2 separate regions of the Homo sapiens genome follow, and region 1 is linked to region 2. Evidence: read pairs that join two places in POLR2A ChIA-PET (ENCODE). Cell type or tissue: MCF 10A. All regions are shown on one strand. Region 1 overlaps MIR99AHG (mir-99a-let-7c cluster host gene). Region 2 overlaps MIR99AHG (mir-99a-let-7c cluster host gene).

The links. ChIA-PET counts read pairs that join two places held together with the same protein. Peaks named below come from ENCODE experiments on the same cell type or tissue, not always from the same donor. Only the 100,000 strongest peaks of a DNase experiment are listed, where the experiment ranks them.
Region 1: POLR2A ChIA-PET joins it to region 2 with 5 read pairs; 5 of 35 experiments call an interaction of 5 or more read pairs at or near these places.

What each region holds. Positions count from the first base shown.
Region 1 is chr21:16,184,291-16,189,290 of GRCh38, reverse strand. All of the region lies in intron 3 of MIR99AHG (mir-99a-let-7c cluster host gene), which reads right to left. Among named protein-coding and RNA genes, the nearest start is that of SNORD74B, 98 kb to the left of the region's middle. In MCF 10A, no CTCF peak of the experiment used is centred here; no DNase peak of the experiment used is centred here.
Region 2 is chr21:16,121,726-16,126,725 of GRCh38, reverse strand. All of the region lies in intron 2 of MIR99AHG (mir-99a-let-7c cluster host gene), which reads right to left. Among named protein-coding and RNA genes, the nearest start is that of MIR99AHG, 54 kb to the right of the region's middle. In MCF 10A, no CTCF peak of the experiment used is centred here; a DNase peak (open chromatin) is centred at 2,205.

The DNA of each region.
Region 1 (5,000 bases), 63 kb before region 2:
TCTGGAAGGCAACTTATTTATATGTACCAAAAGTTTTGTACTTTTTGTTTTTATGTATTTATTTGTTGAACAAATAAGTATTTATTGATCACGTACTATGTCTCAGGCACTGTTTCAGATGCTAGGAATAAAGCATTTAACAAAACAAAATTTCTGCCTCGTTTATCTTCGATTCTATGAGGTAGAGATAACAAGTAGACAAATAAACATTACATATTAAGTACTACTGAACGTTAAGACAAAAATAACGCAGGATAAGACAAATAACTTCGGAGGCAGCAGATACGACATTTTACATACGGGTTCAGGGAAATGTCTTTCTGGTGTGGTAACATTTCAGCAATAATCTGAGTGTAATATGGGAGTCTAACGTAATATATGGGAGAAAAGCACTTGTGGAGAGGGACGTACCAGTGAAAGGCTCTAAGATGGGGCACGATTCTCAGTGATACTTTGAGGGCCCTTTTGTAAGAAATTCATTAGTGAGATAGGGGTATGTGTAATGTGTGCACCATTTTTGTACAAAATTGTTTATAACTGCCAGGAAAACTGAAAATAGAGTATATCAATTCTTATGATATATTAGATATTGGTTAAAAATGGTATTTTCAAGAGTCATGAGATGTAAACTTTAGGTAAGCAAAAGCAGGGGGAAAGAAACAAACTGCAGATAATGTATGATTCCAATTTTGTAAGACGAGTATTTTTCAATATAGTTAAAAGATCAGGTATCAAAATGTTGACAGTAACTATCATCTCTGTATAGTAGAATATTGGATTTACTTTCTGATATTTTCTAAATTAAAAAAACATATAAGTATCTTTTTTAATAAAAGAAAAACATTAAACAAAGGAGAGGCAGACATTCCAACTTTGCTGTATCATTAATTTCAGCATTCTCTTTATCACACATCTTAAAGCCCTTAATTTTTTCAAATATTTTACTTTCCCAAATCTAGTTAGAATTTGAAATGATTCTTCTTTTTTAAGGAATGGAAATTTCCCCCTTCCCTTCAATTTCACTGCTTCTGCTCTGTTGCTTAGATTCACAGGAAGATTTTAAAAATAAATCTATAAAATCATGTTCATCTCTGTCTATAGCCTTTGTTTTCTCCTTCGAGAGCATATGGTGACAGTCATCTCATCCAGTGACAAATGCCCTCCCACAACATCTACTACTTTGACCCTTAATTAGATCTTCTCAGACAATCTAAAATAACTCATGTCTGAGACTCTCCCTATCTGTACAGATCCCAAAGGATTGGGAAGCAAGAAAGTATCTTACTGCAGCCGAGGATACATGTAGCCAAATGGGTGAGCAACTGGGAGTTGAGTGAGGTTGCTTTAAAAAAAAAAGAGAGAGAAAAGAAAGAAAGAAAAAGAAGAAAGAAAGAAAGGGAGAGAGAAAGGCAGAAAGAGAAGGAAGGAGGGAAGGAAGGAAGCAAGAAAGAAAGAAAGGAAAGAAGGAAAGGAGGAAGGAAGGAGAAAGGGAAAGGGAAGAGAACAAGCATGCCAACACAGAGAAAACTATACAATTAGGTCATTAATGAAAAGTGAAAGCTCAGCAAGGTATCAGAATGTGCAGGTGAAATCTCATGTTGAGAATCAGAGAGCAGGGTGGTCAAGAGCACCCAGTTCAACAAGTTTTGTTTTGATAAATCTATAAAGCATACTGCCTGGGTGTTGCCTTTCAAAGCTCTTGTTAAAACAACAACAACAACAAAAAAACCCACTAAAACAAATAAAGAAAGTAAATATGAAGGTGAGAGAGAGAGAGAATATTAGATGATCTCCCATAATTTTAAAAAATGAATAAATGATTAGAATGGGAGCTGGGAAGGAAGAGGAAGAATGGCTCCTGGAGGGGTGTTATGAAATGCACATGTATAATTGATTCTTGTGTTCACTGGTGTTGCTACATTAATGTAAGTAAGTAAGCACAGGTAGCATGTCTACAATAGTGACAGGTCAAAGCTGAAGTCTAATCCTATGGGAAACTATTTGAGGGGCAACTATTGAGCTCCTCAAGGGAGGATCGTTTGTGTGTGAGGCCTGGGCTTAACTGGGGTCCTGATACCCAGATTGTCTTTCATCTATCGTGGATGATACTGCCTGGCCCCCATATGCCTCATTGCCAATAGAGTTCACCCAGTCAAGTGGTTGCTCTAGCTGTTGGGTGACCAAATCTGCTTGGGCCCCAGAGACAGACCTAGGAAGATAGTGTGGAATTAATAACAATTTTAACCAAGGAAAAGATACCGGAGGCATTAGGCAAATGTGCTCCAGCATATTACAGCCACATGGAGTGGCAGAGTCAAGAACAAGAAACAAGACTGTATTTGGCACTTATACAAGAATGTTTCTGAGATAAACCAGGGCTTCCTTCAGCAGATAGTGAAAAGCATGTCACATGCCACAACTCAAGGAGTGTGGAAAGGCCAACCTATTCAAATTATCTTTCCCTTTAGCCCTCCTTAGTTCTAAAAATCCCCTTAGAGATTTTGGTGCCAAAAATCCTTACCATACCAAGACACTAATTTGTATATGGGTAAAATACTATCTCTGGAACTTCTACAAAAATAAAATATAGTACATGTAAAGATCGTATTCACCTCCTTATGACTGTCTTCAGGCTTTAGATTAGGATATTCTGAATCAGAGGATGTTGGCAAAGAAGGCAAGCCTCTCAGGAGCAGGGCTGCCGAATTTGAGTTAATACTCTTAAACAACTGGCCCTAAATCACTAGTACCTAAAACTGTGGGTGCCTATGCTGTTACTGAAACTTTGCCTGTTGAGTTAGAGCATCCTGAAGAGTTAATCAACGGCAGCATACTACTTTCCTGAGCTCCCTGAGCTAATATCCAAATGATCAGAACTAAACTTCCATTTATAAGAGGATATTATGGGATAATGAATATAAAAGCAAATAAAGTTCTATGATTCTAGTTCTAAAATTTTCAAGAAGAGCTATTTTTACAGATCCCACTTTCTGTTGAATTGGATGGGGGAATTGTTTTCATTTTGTCCCCAAGTCATAGCTCAATTAATTAACTTTCAAGCTTTTAAGAAAGAAAATTGATTCTAACTATAGCATGTGATCAGAAAGGTATCCAAAATATCTGAGCTAAAGCATTTTGGAATATATTATACAGATTACATGTTACAAAGTTTATTCTTTTCTTGCCCTTTTTCCTTTCAGGAAGGAAAGCTTGAGAAGAAATCGTCAAATGTTGCAGGATTCTTGTAAGCACAGAGAACTATGAAGACCTGACAAGGAGGGTATCTTTTTCTTTCATGCTTGTCCAACAAGAGAGCACATTGTTAGTGTGCTTGAATTCCAACAAAAGAAGGCATAGAATGAATCTTGGTTGTTCCCTTTTACTTGCTAAATATGTACTGAATGAATAAATGGTGCATTATACATCTATAAAACAGCTGAAAATAACATTTGTAGTGAGTGTGAATCTATACAAATTTCCCAAGAAAACATGAAACTAGGATGCCTGCTGTGAAAGACAAAAGCTCTGATCATATCTTTAAAAGAAGGAAGTCTTAGCAGTTGATAAAAGATTGTTTTAGGCCTAAAGACTGGTATACATTTAAGAAGGGGCTGGGCACGTGGCTCACACCTGAAATACCAGCAATTTGGGACACTGAGGAGAGAGGATTGCCTGAGCCCAGGAGTTCAAGACTAGCCTGGGCAATAGTGACATCCTATCTCTACAAAAAAATAAAGTTACAAAGGTGTGATAGTGCACACCTGTAGTCCCAGCTACACAGGGTAAGAGTGATGTTTAGGGAAAGAAAGGATGGGGACATTAACCAGAAGCCTCCAGTGACTGGTTCCTTCCCACCTTACCTCCCACCAGACTTTCTCCACCAATAATTATATGCTAATTAAAGCAAAGCCAGCAGCCACTCTGTTTGTCATGGCCATGCCTTTTACTAGAGAGTCTTTGGTGTTTGGAGAGCCCTGCAGCCACAATCTGCTTTCTCTCCTTTTTCTGGCTTCTCTTCTTTTTCATGTAGCTTGTTTCTTCTCTCTTTTAAGACTTATCTTAGATGTCACCTCCTCTGCTTCTGCCCAGACCCAGTTGAGTCCCTCTCCCCTGGCATCCAGTTGCTCTCTGTGACTGCTAGCATTGCACTTACTGTCTTTCACTAAAAGGTAGAAATTTCATCCCTCTGCCAATTTGGTTTCAGAAATATCTCTTGATTCCATTCTCTGATCTTGTCCCAGTGCCTCTACTGTTTTGACTCAGGTAATTGTCATCTACTGCTCACCTGGTTTCTTACAAAGCCCCTTCCCTGGTTTTCCAGCCTCTCTCCAGCAGCTCAATAATCAAAATATTGCCAGAATTTTCTTCCTAAAATACATGCCATTTTTCTGCTCAACACCTTTAGTTTCCCTCATTTCCAAAATAATAAAAACCTAAACTTTTAACACAGCAAAAATAATAATAATAATAATAATAATATTCATCATAATTTGACCTTTATAGTCTCATTAGCCCACACTCCTACCACTCTTAATCTATGTTCTGGGCACATTAAATATCTGGCCATGCTCAAGAAACGTGTGCTCCTTAATATGTGTGTGCCTTCCACAGAGCCAGTTCCTTGCCATAAAATGCCTTTCTCCCATTTAGTTCTTTCTAAAATGCTAATTCATCTCCTAAGATGCTGCACAAGCACTCTTCAATAAATTATCCCAGTCTCTGCCAAGCAGAGCGATTTGCTAAATGTTATGTGAGGTCACAATATTTTGTTCATGTATCTAATTTAGTTTTTTGGGTTTTTTATTGTTTTTCTTTTTCTCTTTCTTTTCTTTTCTTTTCTTCCTTTCTTTTTTTTTTTTTTTTTTTTTTTTTTTTTTTTTTTTTTTTTTTTTTTTTTGAGACAGAGTCTCATTCTGTCACCCAGGCTGGAGTGCAGTGGTGCGATCTCGGCTCACTGAAACCTCTACCGCCTGGGTTCAAGCGATTCTCCAGCCTCAGCC
Region 2 (5,000 bases):
GGGGTCGTTAATCTTATTTAAATCTTGGAACATAATACTTGGAGAATTCAATTTTTTAAATTGTAAATATAAAATATTTGCTGTGTTAGAAACAAAATTGGAAGACACTTATTCAAGAGGTGATCTGCTCTTGTTTTCCGAGTGGTAAATGTTAAATTCTACATTTCTGAACAAATTTATTTATCAGTTTTAAATTCTACAGACATATTTACAAGCAGAATATTCACATATTTATTAATATTTTTGTTTCATGCTGAGAATATAGAAGAGCATTATGATAATATCCTTAACTTGATACATCTAATTTTTATACACGTGCCCTATATTTATAACTGCAATATTTTTGGCATAATCTTAAACAGATGGTGGGGTATTTAATGATGCCTCTGGGTAAAAATCAATAGTATCTGAAGCCAGGGTTTATGAATTCACAGAAAGAGAAATGTACATCTTCTATCACTTCAAACACTACTTTTGAGTTTGTTTTCTATTTATCTTTATTACCCAACATGGAATTTTTTTAATAAGGATTAATAAAGGATTTTGTTTAGGATCAAAAAAAATTTGGAATACAAAAGGAACTTACACCTGAGATTTTTCTCTGAGGACTACAGACCACAGTTTTCTTTGTTTAGGGTATACAATATGTTTATAACTTTATGCTTCTCCTTCTACCTTTGCATAAAAATACTATGCACGATTTTCAACTCATATCCAGTGATGTTATGTTGTTACAGTTTTTAAGTAATAAAGGACTTGCGACTCAGGAAAATCATTTCATTTGAACACGACCTAAGATAATGTAATACTAAAAGAAAGCCTTTTAGAAAAATAAATGAATTTAAAAATTTCTGGAACTCCCCAGAATAGCTGCTTATTTTAAAATCAAATTAACAATATGCAGTTAAATATAAAATGTTGTTATACTTATATAGTTAAATATTTCTTATTATTGCTTTGGAAGCATATGGAGTGATTTTCATTTTGCCATTTAAGAATACAATATAATAATTTTTAAGAAACATAATATGAGACAGTTCAATGTATAAAAATCTCTTTGCAATGTGATTATAAAATCTTCCAAAATTATCTTTGAGTAGATATTTTCTTTCAGTGAAGAAAACGTTACACTCGTCCACACAAAAGAATTATTTTCTAACTTGAGAAACCCACGTTTCATGAAAGTCACTAGCCTGTCTCAAGGTTTAATTGAAACCAAATGAAGTCTAGTAAAACTAATCAAAACCAAACAAGCCTTGGGCTACGAGAAGAACTTACTGTTGGCAGGTTTCACCTCGAGTTACGGCTCTTGAAGATTTGGTTAGAATACTCCACAATCAAATTTAAAATGCTGCCATGCCTTCTGAACTAGACATAAAATTTCTCCCAGAAGTTCTATGAATAGTTAAATTAAAAATGCCACCTTATTACCTCAGAATTATACTATGACCAGTAAGAAAGGCAAATGATGTTAAATTAATTAAGAGAAAGTAGTGGATGATAAAAAATGAAGTTTTCCAGATATTAAAATCTATATGTTACATTAACACCACTCATTAAACAGAAATTTCAAGAAATCTCTCAAAAATCTCAATGCATAATTTGCAGAGATGATGTCACAAGAGCTGAAATCTCAAAACAAATGCACGGGTGGGATAGAAATCAGTAAAAATGAAGAGAAAAAGACAAACTAGGGTTATTGGAGGGAGTACCGGACCAGAAGCTGAACAGGGCCATGTGACTCTCAGCTTCTTGCACTTGAGTTTTGCTACTACTAAACAAGAGTAATATTTCTAACTCTTACCGTACACTTCTCTCAGATGTAGTCATGTAAAGAGTGATGCAAATGGAAGTTATTGTGAAAGCGTAAAACAGATAGCAGCAAATATCTGTGAGCTAAGGAAGAGAAAAGATGATCACTCCGAAATTACTGGTTCATTAATTACATTTTCCTCTTTTGTATTTGAAGGCAAAGAACTGATAGAGAAACAGTGACTTTAGCTTTGAGAAATAAAAATACAAGTATTTAGATGCATTGTGCTACATGTTAAGCAAGAAGAAATTTATTATCCTCTGAGTAATGCATGTCTTAAGCAAATACCTATGCAATGTTTCAACAGAATAGTAAGTAATATGACCATTTGCTGAATAGAATACAAATGTTACATATAAAAGTGATTTAAGAGACTGGTGTTGCAATATGGAATAGGTCCAAGAATGACTTTTCATTCCATGCACTTGGGCTCCTGCCAGGTTACTTTAAAAATTATGGAGTGTTAAAAAAAAAAATAGACACAAAATAAAACAGGAATGTCCTAAGGGAAAATATTAAGAAAATTTTCCTTTCAAGCAGTTAGACAGATAATCTACATTTTTGACAAGGAAGGAACAAAGAAATATGATTGAGACATATAGTAAAGTTTATTACCAGTAATTTGATATGCTTACCCAAGCTTTCTGGTTAACTGAGGACATACTATGCCACTGTTACTTTTATTTATAATTTTAAACTGATGACAATCTAAATAATTTAATAACACATTTTATCACTTTCTTTATACTAGTATAATGCACTAATAGTTATACTATTAAGTTCGTAATTAATTTTGGGTAACTTAGAATATGGCCTTTAGGCTAAATGCCATTGTATGCACCTTATGGTCAGACAGATTTTCACTAGTTACTTTCCAATTGCTAATGTCTTATATCAATTTAAAATTGCTAAACAGTCACTCTAATTATGTGCTCAAACTCAACTGCATTTGTCCATAATAAGTTATCTGGCCTTGTGGTATGCATTGAACAAGAAAAAACAGAAGAAAAAAATCTCCAAATAGTTCACTAGAAAGACTACGCATAAAACTCATAAAATGTGCTTTTTTGGGTGTAAGCAGAATACTTACTTATTAACAGCCTTCATTTGATCTTAAATGAATAGATTTCAAAGTTAATGTGTTTTCTGAATTCACTGTCATTGGTGAGATTAGGCCTATCTCCCGGTGTGTATGGGGACTAAGGAAAATGATGATGTGCCATATCCTCGTTACTCCAACAACTTCTGTTGAAGTGAAATTACACTGAAAAGAGAGTATCAGGAGCTTCTGCTGATGGTAGGCTATTCAGATCAGTCCTCCTGCTAAGAACAACTAAAAATAGCTTGATAAACTATTAAAAAGAATTCTTTTTTAATTTATCAAATAACTTATAAATTCAAGATGAAATATGGGATGAGATTCAGGAAAGGATGAGAACTCATAAAACCACACCCAGTACTTAAGGCTACTTTTGCATTGAGGCTACTTACCAATATAAAGAAAAAGCTGAGAAACGAGTAGTGAAAATGCCTTGCAGGGGTCAAAATACAAACTGTGGTGTCCATGATCCTCAAAGATTGGCTATATTGGGCTTAGAAGCACTCCTTCTAAAGCATACCAGGGTTACAACTCCAAAGGATTGCTTCCTAAGAGGACAAATGAACCAGAAATAAACTACCCAATGTGCGTACTTTACAGCTCAAGTTTGCATTATAAAGGCCTAGAAAATGTGAAGCCTTGAAATGGAATCACAGGCATCTAGGTTTTCTAGCACCTCTAGACATGTAGCAAAAGCAAACCAAAATCCTCTGTGTAGAAACATAATGTTATACTGGGCCTCAATACTTTTCTAAAATGTTTTCTCTAATACAATGTCTAGCCCACAGTCAAAGATAACTAGGTACTCAAGAGAAAGGCACCGTTTATAAAACCCAACAGAAACATACTCAAGACACTTCACATATTGGAATTATCATATAATAATTATAAAATAATCGTACTTAGAATTTAAAAGAAAATAAAAGCCAAGCTGGAAAAATGTAACAGAGTATTTTCAAATGACACAGCGTATTTGAAAAGGAACCAAATAGAATGTATAGAACTGAAAAGCATGGTAACCAAAATAAGAAACTGGATGGATTTGAGAACAAATTGGATCCAATTGAAGAAACTTTGTGAAATGCAAAATAGTTAAGAAAAAAAATATCAAGAACATCAAGAATAAAGCTCAGAAAGACAAAAATATAAAACTGTTGGGGAAAGGATTTGATGATACATTAAGGATACAATAATAAAATCTAACATATATTTTATTGGAGTTTTCAGAAAGAGAGAAAAAGAACAATGTATAAGCAATATTTAAGTAGATAATGGCTGAGAATTCTCCAGAATTAAAACATATATCAATCCACAAATTCAAAAACCTAATGAAACCCAAGCAGATAAAAAGCTGACAAATCATAGTGAAATTCAGAAAACTACAAAGAGGAAATCTTAAAGATATATCTATTTATATGATATGTTTTTTCAATGTACTAAAATAAAATAAATTTCAATTGACAATTTTATATCTAATGAAAAAGGCTTTCAAGAATGAAGGTGCAAGAGACATTTTCAAAGAAACAAAAAGCAAGAGACTTTACAACCATCAAGCCTCTATTAAAGGAAATTCTGAATGATAGACTTCAAGCATAAGAAAAATACAGCCGACTCTTCAACAGCAGAAGTTTGAACTGTGCGGTCCACTTATAGGCAGATTTTTTTGCAATAAACACAGTTGTTCCTCTTATCGATATTCCAGGGTTCCTCAACTACACGATTTGATTATGCTGGGATTTGGGTATCCACGTGGGAGAGAGGGGAGTGGTGTTCCTGGAACCAGTGCCCCACCAGTAGCAAGGATGAATGTAATCCTGAAGCCCAAACGGAAGCTCAAGAGAGGCAAAGGGAAAGGGAGCACAAGAAAAGGGATGAAGGTGAGAATTAAAAAAAAAAAAACTGCCCATCAGGACTATGTTCCTTACCTGGGTGAGGAAGTAATCTGTCCACCAAACCCCAGAGACACAGAATCTACCCATGTGACTAATCTGCACAGGCACTCCCTGAATCTAAAATAAAAGTTCAAAAGGAAAAAAAGAAAAGAAAAGAAAGGGGGATGGAAATGTGGATAAATGTAATTAAACACTG